Linked DNA regions of Homo sapiens: region 1 is linked to region 2. A link is an interaction called in ENCODE POLR2A ChIA-PET data of the cell type or tissue named here. Cell type or tissue: GM12878. All regions are shown on one strand. Links, peaks and the distances in the headings refer to the core of each region. The heading gives the core; the rest is flanking DNA.

Region 1 (5,512 bases), core at 513-5,512, 370 kb after region 2:
CATACTGTAAATCCACCTAGTAATGGTACAATGATAAATTGGATAAATATTTATAACACATTTTGTGTTTCTCCACTGAAAGGCATGCTCTACACATAGAGCGCTAACATTTATTATGTAAATGTTAGGGCTTTTAACTATTAGCCAAGATTGAAAAGTGTCTGATTTGGATGTCATAAAACTTCAGAAGTATTTCAGCTACAAACAGTTTAGAAATCTGATTGTTGCTGTACTGAAAAAATAATGAAGCAATTTAAAAATAATAGAAACATAGTGATCTGCCATTTCCAGTTTCATGATGCTATAAAAAAAGCAGCCAACAAATGTTGGAGTGTTCAATGATGCTGGCACCTACCAAATGTCACTGGGCTTTCACAAGGTCATAGAGACTCTGGTTTGGCTCAGGGATGGTGGTCAGATCTGTCTTTGGAGCCTATGAAGACTATGGAATAGTGGCAGACAATAGGTGCAGTTAAGCCCTGCATAGCATTAACCTCAGCAGTGGTGATACACTTTTCTAAGATTCTCTGGGATAGAGGAGGCCATAGGTATGAAAAAAAAGTGAGACTTTCTTTTTACAGCATCCCATCACAAGCAACTCTAAATAGAAGAGCCTTATAGGCCCACTCTGAGGAGATTAAGATTTCTTCAGATGACTATCAGCTAAAATTGTGTGCTGAAATAACTGCTACTGCAACAGTTGTATGTGTATCTGATTTCTCACAGGCAAAAGCTGCTGGAGAAAAAAGTGGTATTTTTTGTCACAAGAATGTGTGTGTGATTTGTTGCCTTTTTCCCTTTCTCAGCCCTCTCAGTGGCAGCTACTTTGACTCTCATGCATTACATAATGTTCTGTAGAAGTGTAGAGTTTCAGTTATGCCATTTTCAAGATGATTAATGGGAATTGTGCAATTAAAGCTCTTAGGTTCTCTGGGGAAAAAAAAGTCATAGTATCCCAGTGTTTGAGTGGGGGTGTGTTGATATTGCGTCAATAGTGAGGATATTTTGGGATATCGTAAATGTCGCTATTGGTTTCAGTATCTGAGAATCTTCACCATTAAACTTAGGAGTGTTCTACAAAATAGTGCCTAGAACAGCTATTGAATACTCAAGAGGGCTGTTTAAGTAGCTAGAAAAGTCTAACCTAAAATCCCATTTGTGATTAGATTATGCACTGATGAAAAAATGTTTAATGCCGTTAAAAAGAATCTATTACATTATATTCTTTCAGGCCATGGTAAAGTTACAAATTTGAACTCAATAGGCTGTGTGTGTATTTGTATGTGTGTATTTTTCTTTCTTTTATTGGCAGTCTCAATAATTGTTAAGCCACTGTGTGTGTGTGTGTGTGTGTGTGTTTGTGTGAACTTTTCACAGGACCAGGAAAGGGGAAAAATCTACATTTGTTTTATATTGTGTTTCATTTGAAAACATGTTTTATATCTGTGGTAAAGTAATTGAAAGAAACTGGGATTATATCAGTGGAAATATGTTCTTTTTTTTTTTTTTTTTTTTTTTTTTAGTTTGTTTCACTGGTACGAAAAAAATCTCCCAGCTCTTGTGGTTGAATTGAGCTCCATGCATTTGCTGTTACGCTGATTGGGTGAATAAATAGCAATTTACATCTAGAAAGTTAAGCTTTAAATATTGATTAGGATTGCTATATCTACCTTAATTTAGAAGACTAGAGATTGCTTGCCTAGCAAAATAAGAGAATTGCCTCATTTTTTCACCTTCTGTGGGGATGCTAGGCATTTGTTGCTGGTGTTACCTGAAAGACCAATGAAGAAATCAAAACAGTAGAAGTTGTGTTTGATTTAAAGAATAGTTTCTTGCCTTTAAAGATGGTAAAACTATGAAATAAGTACAAGGGTGCTATGATACTAAACACAGACAATTATGTAATAAAAAAATCCTATTTACTTATTTAGGTTAAAGAGTCATGAATATTTGAGAATTTAAACATTAATAGAAAAATTAGTGTTACTACAATAGCAAAGACATGGAATTAACCCAAATGCCCATCAATGATAGACTGGATAGAGAAAATGTGATATCCCTACACCATGGAATACTATGCAGCCATAAAAAGAAACATAGTTACATCCTTTGCAGGGACATGAATGGAGCTGGAAGGCATTTTCCTCAGCAAACTAATGTAGAAACAGAAAAACAAACACCACATGTTCCCACTTATAAGTGGGAGCTGAACAATGAGAACACCTGGACACGAGGGGAACAACATACACTGGAGTTTGTTGGGGAGGGCGAGGCAAGAGATTGAGGGGGATTGGGATAGCAGTAGGAAAAATAGTGCATGCTGGGGTTAATACCTAGGTGATGGATTGATAGGTGCGGCAAACCATTCACTGTGGCACATGTTTTCCTATGTAACAAACCTTCACATCCTGCACAGGTACCCCAGAACTTAAAACAAAAAACAATAGTGTTAATATGAAAATATATTTCCTCCATAGTTTAACATATGATTTAAACATAGTAGATACATAATATTTACTTATTAACAGGATATATACTATGTATATTTACTCTGTGGTATAGTATACTACTTGTAAAACAAATAACAGCATCAAAACAGTGAAATCTCCCTAGAGACTTTTCAAAGAAAAAAATGAATGTAATGTATCTGTTATAACTACTCTAAAAATTTTAGGCTTTATTTTATAGTGCTATAAAAGCTCTTAAGAGTTTATTCAAATAAAACATGAAATATAAATTATGTCATATATCCTAAGTTTTGAATTTGTAACACAAGCAAAATCTGTTTGTAATACATATGCTGCTGTTAGAAATAGGTGCATAATTGGGGTGAGTATATAAGTGTGTATTTATGCATAATTATACACTGTTATATTTGGTATTATGATAACTATTGTTATAACTGGTTATGATAAAATCTGGTATACTAGATACTGGTATAACTGGTATTTTGTTATGATATCCCAGGCAGATGAATACAGCCCCCCACTAAATTCCATGAGGTGTAAAGTGGCGGTTGGCTCTCAACAAAGGGTGATGCTGTCCTCCCTCCTCCCCGCCAAGACATGTCTCAATATCTGGAGACATTTTGGTTTATCAGAACTGAGGGTAGGGGTAATATAGGCATTTAGTGGTTGTAAGTTAAGGATGCTGCTAAACATAGTACAATGCACAGGACAACTCCCACAACAAAAATATATCTAGCCCAAAATGTCAGTAGTGCTGAGGTTGAGAAATTGTGAACATCTTTTTAGGATGTATGTGCTCTTGTAAGCTAACCCAAGTCCTTTACGGAAACAAGTGAGTTATCAGGAAATATACATTTAAGAGCAACAATATACTTCGTGTTAGATGCAGTTATTTTCAGTACTTGCAAAAGCCAGTAAACTGTGATTCTTAGAGTGAATCAAACTCATATCTACCAAATGAAAACATAACCCTGAAGTATATATGTGTGCATGCATATTTATATTTGTATGTATGTGAAGTATAATTTTCTCTTAAAATCATTCACCTTATAAGCTGCCATAAATTTTCTAACACTAGATACTTGTAATTTTTAAATAAATATTTTATATACGTGTATGTGTTTGTGTGTGTGTGTTTATTCACCCAGGCATTAGAATTGATAACTAAAAAGCATGGCAGAGCCATAAAAAACATTTTTTGCAAGTGTGAAATAATATGGCTTGACTGCCAATGTTACTATTTTTGGCAAAAATTTTCTGAAATATTTGTATCATCTTAGCTGAAAAAAAAAAAAATGGTAAGAATTTTCAATAGCTAACTACCAAACTTGTTAGCCAGAGTTTCTGGGCAATATCTGAGCAATGAATACCCAGAAAGTGCTCCAAAAACATTTGCATATATCAGCTATCCCAAAAGGAAATCTTGGTTTTAACAATTTAAATAAATAATTATAGCTTGAACAGTCTTACCAGAAAACCATAATGAAAATTTGAAAAGACTTATGAATATAAGCTAGTAGCCCTGTACTTTTCCCATTGCTCCTTTATTTCCAGAGTCTACTTAAATAGAACTTGGTAATTGTAATCCTGCCACATAGTTACCATTTGGCTGCTTAATAACATGTGTCTTTAGACTCTGACTCCACAAATCACAGTATTCCTTTTAAGTAGAAGAAATATAATTAAAAATGGAAAATTAGTTTTCATTTGGGATTTTGATATTTTTTGCTTTATTAAGTCCAACCAACTTCTAATCGTTTTGTTTTCAATTAGCTAGTTTGTAATTGCATTGCACATAGCTAGAAAATAGCTTTCTCATATTTCTAACTTACCATCTCTAGTTTCATTTAGTTTTATTCTTATTTTGATTGGCTATTAATTACCTAGCTTCCATTATATAATTTATATCTTACTATATATATCACATATGCAGTTTATATATATACTATATTTGTACATATGTAATGTAAAGGTATACTGTATTAAACTGTAATGTTTATAAATGAATCATACATTTATTTGGAGGATTAAACACTTAATCTAAATGTATATTTTCCCTTATTATAGCCACAAAAAAATTATAGCAGTTTGAAAGACTAATGAGATAATTCTTAAATTCACAATCGAACAACTTACAACTTCAGAAATTACTCGATGAATTTATTGAATGACTGTTATTGGTCTCATACAGGTTTTTAAGACTACAAGGGGGAAATTTTGCCTTTTTTGGACAGATTACTTTTAATTGAAAAGTACAGAAAAAATATTACAAAAAATGAACTTGGTGTAGACCAATATTTTATTAATTTTCCTTCTTTCCCTTAAAATATATACTGCATATATTGCAATGATGTCTTTGGAATCTTTGTTGGATTAATTCTATTTTAAAAGCCTCCTTGAATGGAGCCTAAGGGATCTATTAGGCTGGGGCAAAAGTTTTGCCATTAATGGCAAAAACCTCAATTACTTTTCCCCAACCTAATACTATGTAGGCTCTATAGAGTGGCCTGCTAGTCAGCAGGACAGCTCTCCAAAAGTAAGATTTCAGTGTAATCAACAAAAGCAAGGCACAGAAACGTAACGTTGTAAAAAATGTGTTACAATGAGACTTTTTCTTGGTGTATGTGGCAAATACACATTGATTAAGAGCCAAGCTTTTATTACATTATTGATGACTGATATGCATTGTCACTGGGTTTTGCTACCTGTATTATTTTTAGAGCGTTTAACAGATACGCTGCTAAATTGAGCAACTGCTGCTTGTTATTAGCTTGAGAACTTAGAAGAGGAAAGTAACTAATATTTATTGGCTGCCTATTACGACAGGTGCCATTTGTGAGGATGGCCTGTAGTCTTACTAATCTTCATACATCACCAATGAGATGTTATTGTTACTATTATATAGAAAAGATGTGACCACTCAGAGAATTTCACTAACTTCCACAAGGTCACACAGCAAATAAGTAACATAGCTACAATTTGAACAAAGCTCTATTTGATAAAATTATACAGTTATCTCAATAGTTGGAGCTACCTGTACCTAT
Region 2 (5,000 bases), core at 1-5,000:
TACTGTCAGTGTTGAAGATTTCGCAAGACTTGGTGTCCTTTTTAGACCCAGAAGTCAAAGTCCTGTAACTCAATGTCACAAGGACTTTAAAAGCACATACAGAAAGATACACAGCTGTAATAACGTTAATTAATTTTTTTAATCTCAGTTTTTTTTTCTAAGCAAAACCAAACTTAATAATAATGGCATAGGAATTATTTCAATAAAATGTAAAATCTGTAAGGCCAGTTACCAAAAGGCAAAAGGAAAGACCTTCTGCAATGCAAAGAATATTATGTTGGAAGAAAACATGTCCTTTAAACTTTTAAGAAAACCTTGTTAGCATCAGGCCACAACAAACAAAACTTGAGGGGAAAAAAAACTTCTATGAGTTGAAATGAGTTGAAGGAGACCATTGCTATTTCATGCCCTTTAAAAAGAGAGAGAAAACTGAAAACGGTGAGATGCAATACAAGTTGAACATTGGGTAAAAAAAGAAAATTAAAATCTCTTATAATTTCTTAAGAGCAAATCAATTACTTAAGAAAATTTTATTGCTCTAATCAATTATTTAGTGTATAAGTGTTTTTTTACATCAAACCCAATATCTAGAAATACCATTATAATTTCCCTTTAGTTACAGACAACTTGATCATATAAAAGTTTTTTTTAATAAAACCTCTTATTGTGACTTAGACAGACCATTCATGACATGCTTGAACTTTCTGGTTTGTCCTAAACATCCCTTCTTCTTAAACAGCCAGGCATTTTATTGTAGGACTAAATTTACCATACAAGATTCTTTCTCATATAAAATTATTTCTCTTTAAGCTTTCTTACCAAAAAATATCTCTTTATTTCTATAACTTTCTTTATGTCTCTTATTTCCTGGCTCCTTTTACATTGTTTTATTCATAACCTTTGAATAAGCTTTGAATTAGACAAAAATTGCTCACCTTTTTAAACAGGGCACTTGGTTTTTAAAAAGAATGTTATTCTACAATATATTTTTATTGGAAAATACCCAGATAATGAAATATCCATTATATAATTTAATATAATGTTCAATTCTAAGTTACGACAAGTTTGTCTACAAGTATCCCATTACATTTACCTAATTATTTTATTTTAATCATTTACCTAGATTATTTATGAAAACTGCAGTAGTCATTGTTTAAAGTTATGAAATTCACCATTGCAAAATTCTAACTGAGACAGTGAAAAAGATAAGAACTAATTGACTCTGTCTTGCTTGTAATCTCCAAGCAGTCCTTATTCATGCCTGGACTTTGGAAGGAACTTAGTTTTTAGTTTAGCTTTGAAACAAAGATGATAACAGTCCTTTCCCAAAACAAACCTCCTTACTCTTTGTGGGCTAGGCTGCCTAAAGCCACAAGAAATAATTCAAGATGTAGCTATTTTCATTAAACTTATATCAATGTCTTATTTATTAAAAATTACACAAGCAAGGATCATTCTGTTTGGGGCTGGGTTTATAGTTTTGTAACCCCTACACCAAATTTTGACACCTTATAGTATTTGGCAGGGATAAGTATGAAATTGCTTGATTGATAAATGCAAACAAAAATGTATGCTGGCAATTCTTAAGACATTTCTGATTTATTTATTAAAGATTTTACTTAAGTTACATAAACTTGAAGAAGCATTTGATGAGTCCTTTCTTTTTTCCTGATAAAGTATTTGATTCAAGCATTTTATTTTTCTTAAGCCAATTAATTAGAGCTCTGTTATATATTTTCAGTACTGAAACATTGAGTACACAACACATAAATATATAGACATATGAGGTGTGCCCTTAGAAGTACATTTTATAAATTCATAAAGACATTTTGTTTCCCATCTTAGACTTTCAAATTCTTGATAACCTATTTCAATAGGTAACCTGTATCAATTATTGATAACCATAGGCAGTTGTCAGCTAAATAGTCTTAAATGTGCTTATTAAAGGAAACAACTCAGGTGAAAATCAACTAGAGAAATTCACATTACAGGTTACGGAGAGAAAAAGTCTAGTGTGATAGAAGGAAATTAAAATGAATTTAATTGCCCATTAAACATAAAATTATAGAAATTATAAAGGCCTTTTAAATATATACACACACACATATGCAAACACACAAAGATCCTTTAGCTTTTACTTCAGAACTTTAGTCATGAGATAAATACAAATTCACTGGCTTGCAAATAAAAAACCTGTTGGATCAAAACAGTGGTTTTTTTATCTTAATGGAAAAATAACAGCAGATTTAAAGCAGGCAAAAAATAAAATACAGAAAAAGAGAACTTAGGAACTCTGTAGTTTGCAGCAATCTTAGGGCTCTTTTCCCTTAATGTAAATGGGCACAAAGACCATATTACTTCAATTTTACATAATCTCTGGCAAGTAGAGGTGCCATAAAACCTACAGTGTGCTTGCAAGGGGGTCATTCTCCTCATTTTCTCCTCATTCTTAGATTATTTGTTTACCATTTTTTTTTTCTTAAAAGGAGGAACTGAGCTGTGGCCTAGAGTTTTTGTGTGGTGTATTAATGTGTGCTGCTTGTGGGCAGGACTCCACAGTATGTCACCACTGAGTCATTTCCACCCTCTTACAGGTCTCAGTTTCTCTCTCTCAGAGGTCTGTGACCTCTGAGAGGGCTCAAAACACCAGGTGATCAGCCCTTATATGTGTTTTTTGGAGGATCCCTTTTTTTAAATTAATTTTTTTGGGGATTTCCCTTCAGGGTCACTGCACACTGCAGAGGGTCAACCACCAAGGGGCAACTTTCGGCTCCCTTTCTCTTCAGAGCTGAGAAAACTCAGTTTCTCATTTACCTATTAACACAACAATTCAATTCCTCACATAAATGCACACAGACAAGCTGAATCAAGATTAATTTTAGGATAAAAAGCAATAGAGAAGACCCTTTAGAATGCATCTCCAAACTAGAATTAGGATCCTTAAACAATAACTTCCTAGGAGAGAAAAAAAGGGAAAAAAAAACAGCATACACCACTTCGTGCAAACTGTTCTCAGCCACCCCTACTTTGTAGCTCTCATCCACCACTACACATGCCAAAGTCAAGTCTTCTCACAGTACAAGGTGATTTCTGGTACCCCCAAAGCCAAGGAGATCAGGTCATGCAATACAGGAAAACAGAGCTTTAGACCTAAGAAGAATCTGCCCATGACTCTTGAAACTTCACAAAGAAGACAAAACACCCCAAAAGGGGTGAGTGGCACCTTTGTTCTGAATTCTTTAAAGGTGTTCAAGTCATTAGAAGCCTTCTCTAGTTTTTGTTTGTCTGTTTGTTTTTGTACTGCAGATGGCAAAAACGGAAGGAGGTAGGGTGGAAGAAAAGTAAACAAAAGAACTTTTTTTTTTTTTTTAAGACAGGAAGCAAACACAGAAACCAAGTGCATGGGTTTCTTTTGTTTTTTGTTTTTGTTTTCCTTGTTTGCAACTGCAAGGAATTTTGGCCAAATTAGAGAGGTTTTCTTACCCACAATTTGGAATTCTCACTTAGATCTGACCAAGTCAGTTAGAGTTGGTCAAATCTGATGAGAAAAAGGCTGGAACAAACAACAACAACAACAGAAACCCACAATATGATCACTGAGTGCCATAATGGTAAGGAGAAATTAAGACCACCTGGTTGTTAAACTTCAGCCAAGATAAAACCCCAATTCAGCTACTTACCTACGGATGGGTCTCAGGCTGAAGACTGCTTTCTACCATCCTAGAAGGAGGGAAAAAAAAACCCTCAAACTCATCTTCCTTGCTGGGAGTGAGTTCAAACTCCATAAAGGAGTTACCTGCCTTCCATCATCATGGAAACAAGAAATCTTGCCTTTTTTGTTGGAACCAAGTAAAACTCCAAAAACAAAAAAGTCGGGGGGTGGGGGAGTTGTACAGCAAAATAAACTTTAGATCTTGACCGAATTTTGGGAGATCAAGGATTCTCTGGAGGGGTAGGTACTTCCAGACCTCAGCAATCGTCATACTTGTTTGAGCCATAAAGTTAGCTCTTGCTGGTACCAAGCACCGAAAGATTTGTCAAAGGTGAGGAGCATCTCCACTCAGAGTCCCTTTGTGGTTACCAAAATGTGAACCCCAAAAATCTGAGACAGGTCTCAGTTCATTTAAAAAGTTTATTTTCCCAAGGTTGAGGACACACACCTGTGACACAGCTTCAGGAGGTCCCAGTGACATGTGTCCAAGGTGGTCAGGGCACAGCTTGGTTTTCTATATTTTAAGGAGACATGAGACATCAATTAATATATATAAGATGTACATTGGTTCCATCTGGAAAGGCGGAACAACTCAAGCAGGGAGGGGGCTTCCAGGTGACAGGAAGGTGAAAGACAAACGGTTGCATTCTTTTGAGTTTCTGGTTAGCCTTTCCAAAAAAGGCAATCAGATATACATTTATCTCAATGAGCAGAGAGATGACCGAATAGAATGGGAGGCAGGTTTGCCCTAAACAGTTCCCAGCTTGATTTTTCCCTTTAGTTTAGTGATTTTTGGGGCCCCAAGTTTTCCAAGATTTATTTTCCTTTCACAAGCTCTATTCATAAATGATTCTGGAGGGACTCCACTAGGGCTCCCCCGATACATTTGATGTTACAAGTATCTTCTTCCCCCTCCACCCCACAGGCTTGCTGCTAGGTTATTCTTACTGTTCCTATGGACAGCTCTATTGAGGTATCAGCAAGATGCCTCAAGCCCCAGCTGCCTTGGGCACCCTCCATCCACAGGATCTCACGAATTCATGCCATTTCAATGCATGGCTATGTACACTGGCTACAGGAGCTCTGCTACCTTTTCCCTACTTCTCATCCCGGTAACATCAGCACTAACTTGTGGTTTGGAGCTGAGATTTTTTCAGACAAGAAAAAGTCATTCATTCCACATCTCTTGATGGAAGAGATCCTGCACCACAATTGTGTAGAAACCAGAGAAACAAATTAACTGTCCACATTACTATACTCCATGAGTAAAGGAGAAAGAAAGGGCTAG

The links. Peaks named below come from ENCODE experiments on the same cell type or tissue, not always from the same donor. Only the 100,000 strongest peaks of a DNase experiment are listed, where the experiment ranks them.
Region 1: POLR2A ChIA-PET joins it to region 2 with 6 read pairs; 3 of 35 experiments call an interaction of 5 or more read pairs at or near these places.

The regions. Positions count from the first base shown.
Region 1 is chr3:152,405,715-152,411,226 of GRCh38, forward strand. All of the region lies in intron 2 of MBNL1 (muscleblind like splicing regulator 1), which reads left to right. Among named protein-coding and RNA genes, the nearest start is that of MBNL1-AS1, 140 kb to the left of the region's middle. In GM12878, for the core only: no CTCF peak of the experiment used is centred there; no DNase peak of the experiment used is centred there.
Region 2 is chr3:152,037,469-152,042,468 of GRCh38, forward strand. No RefSeq gene overlaps it. Among named protein-coding and RNA genes, the nearest start is that of AADACL2-AS1, 110 kb to the left of the region's middle. In GM12878, for the core only: no CTCF peak of the experiment used is centred there; a DNase peak (open chromatin) is centred at 2,693; H3K27ac peaks cover 905 bases.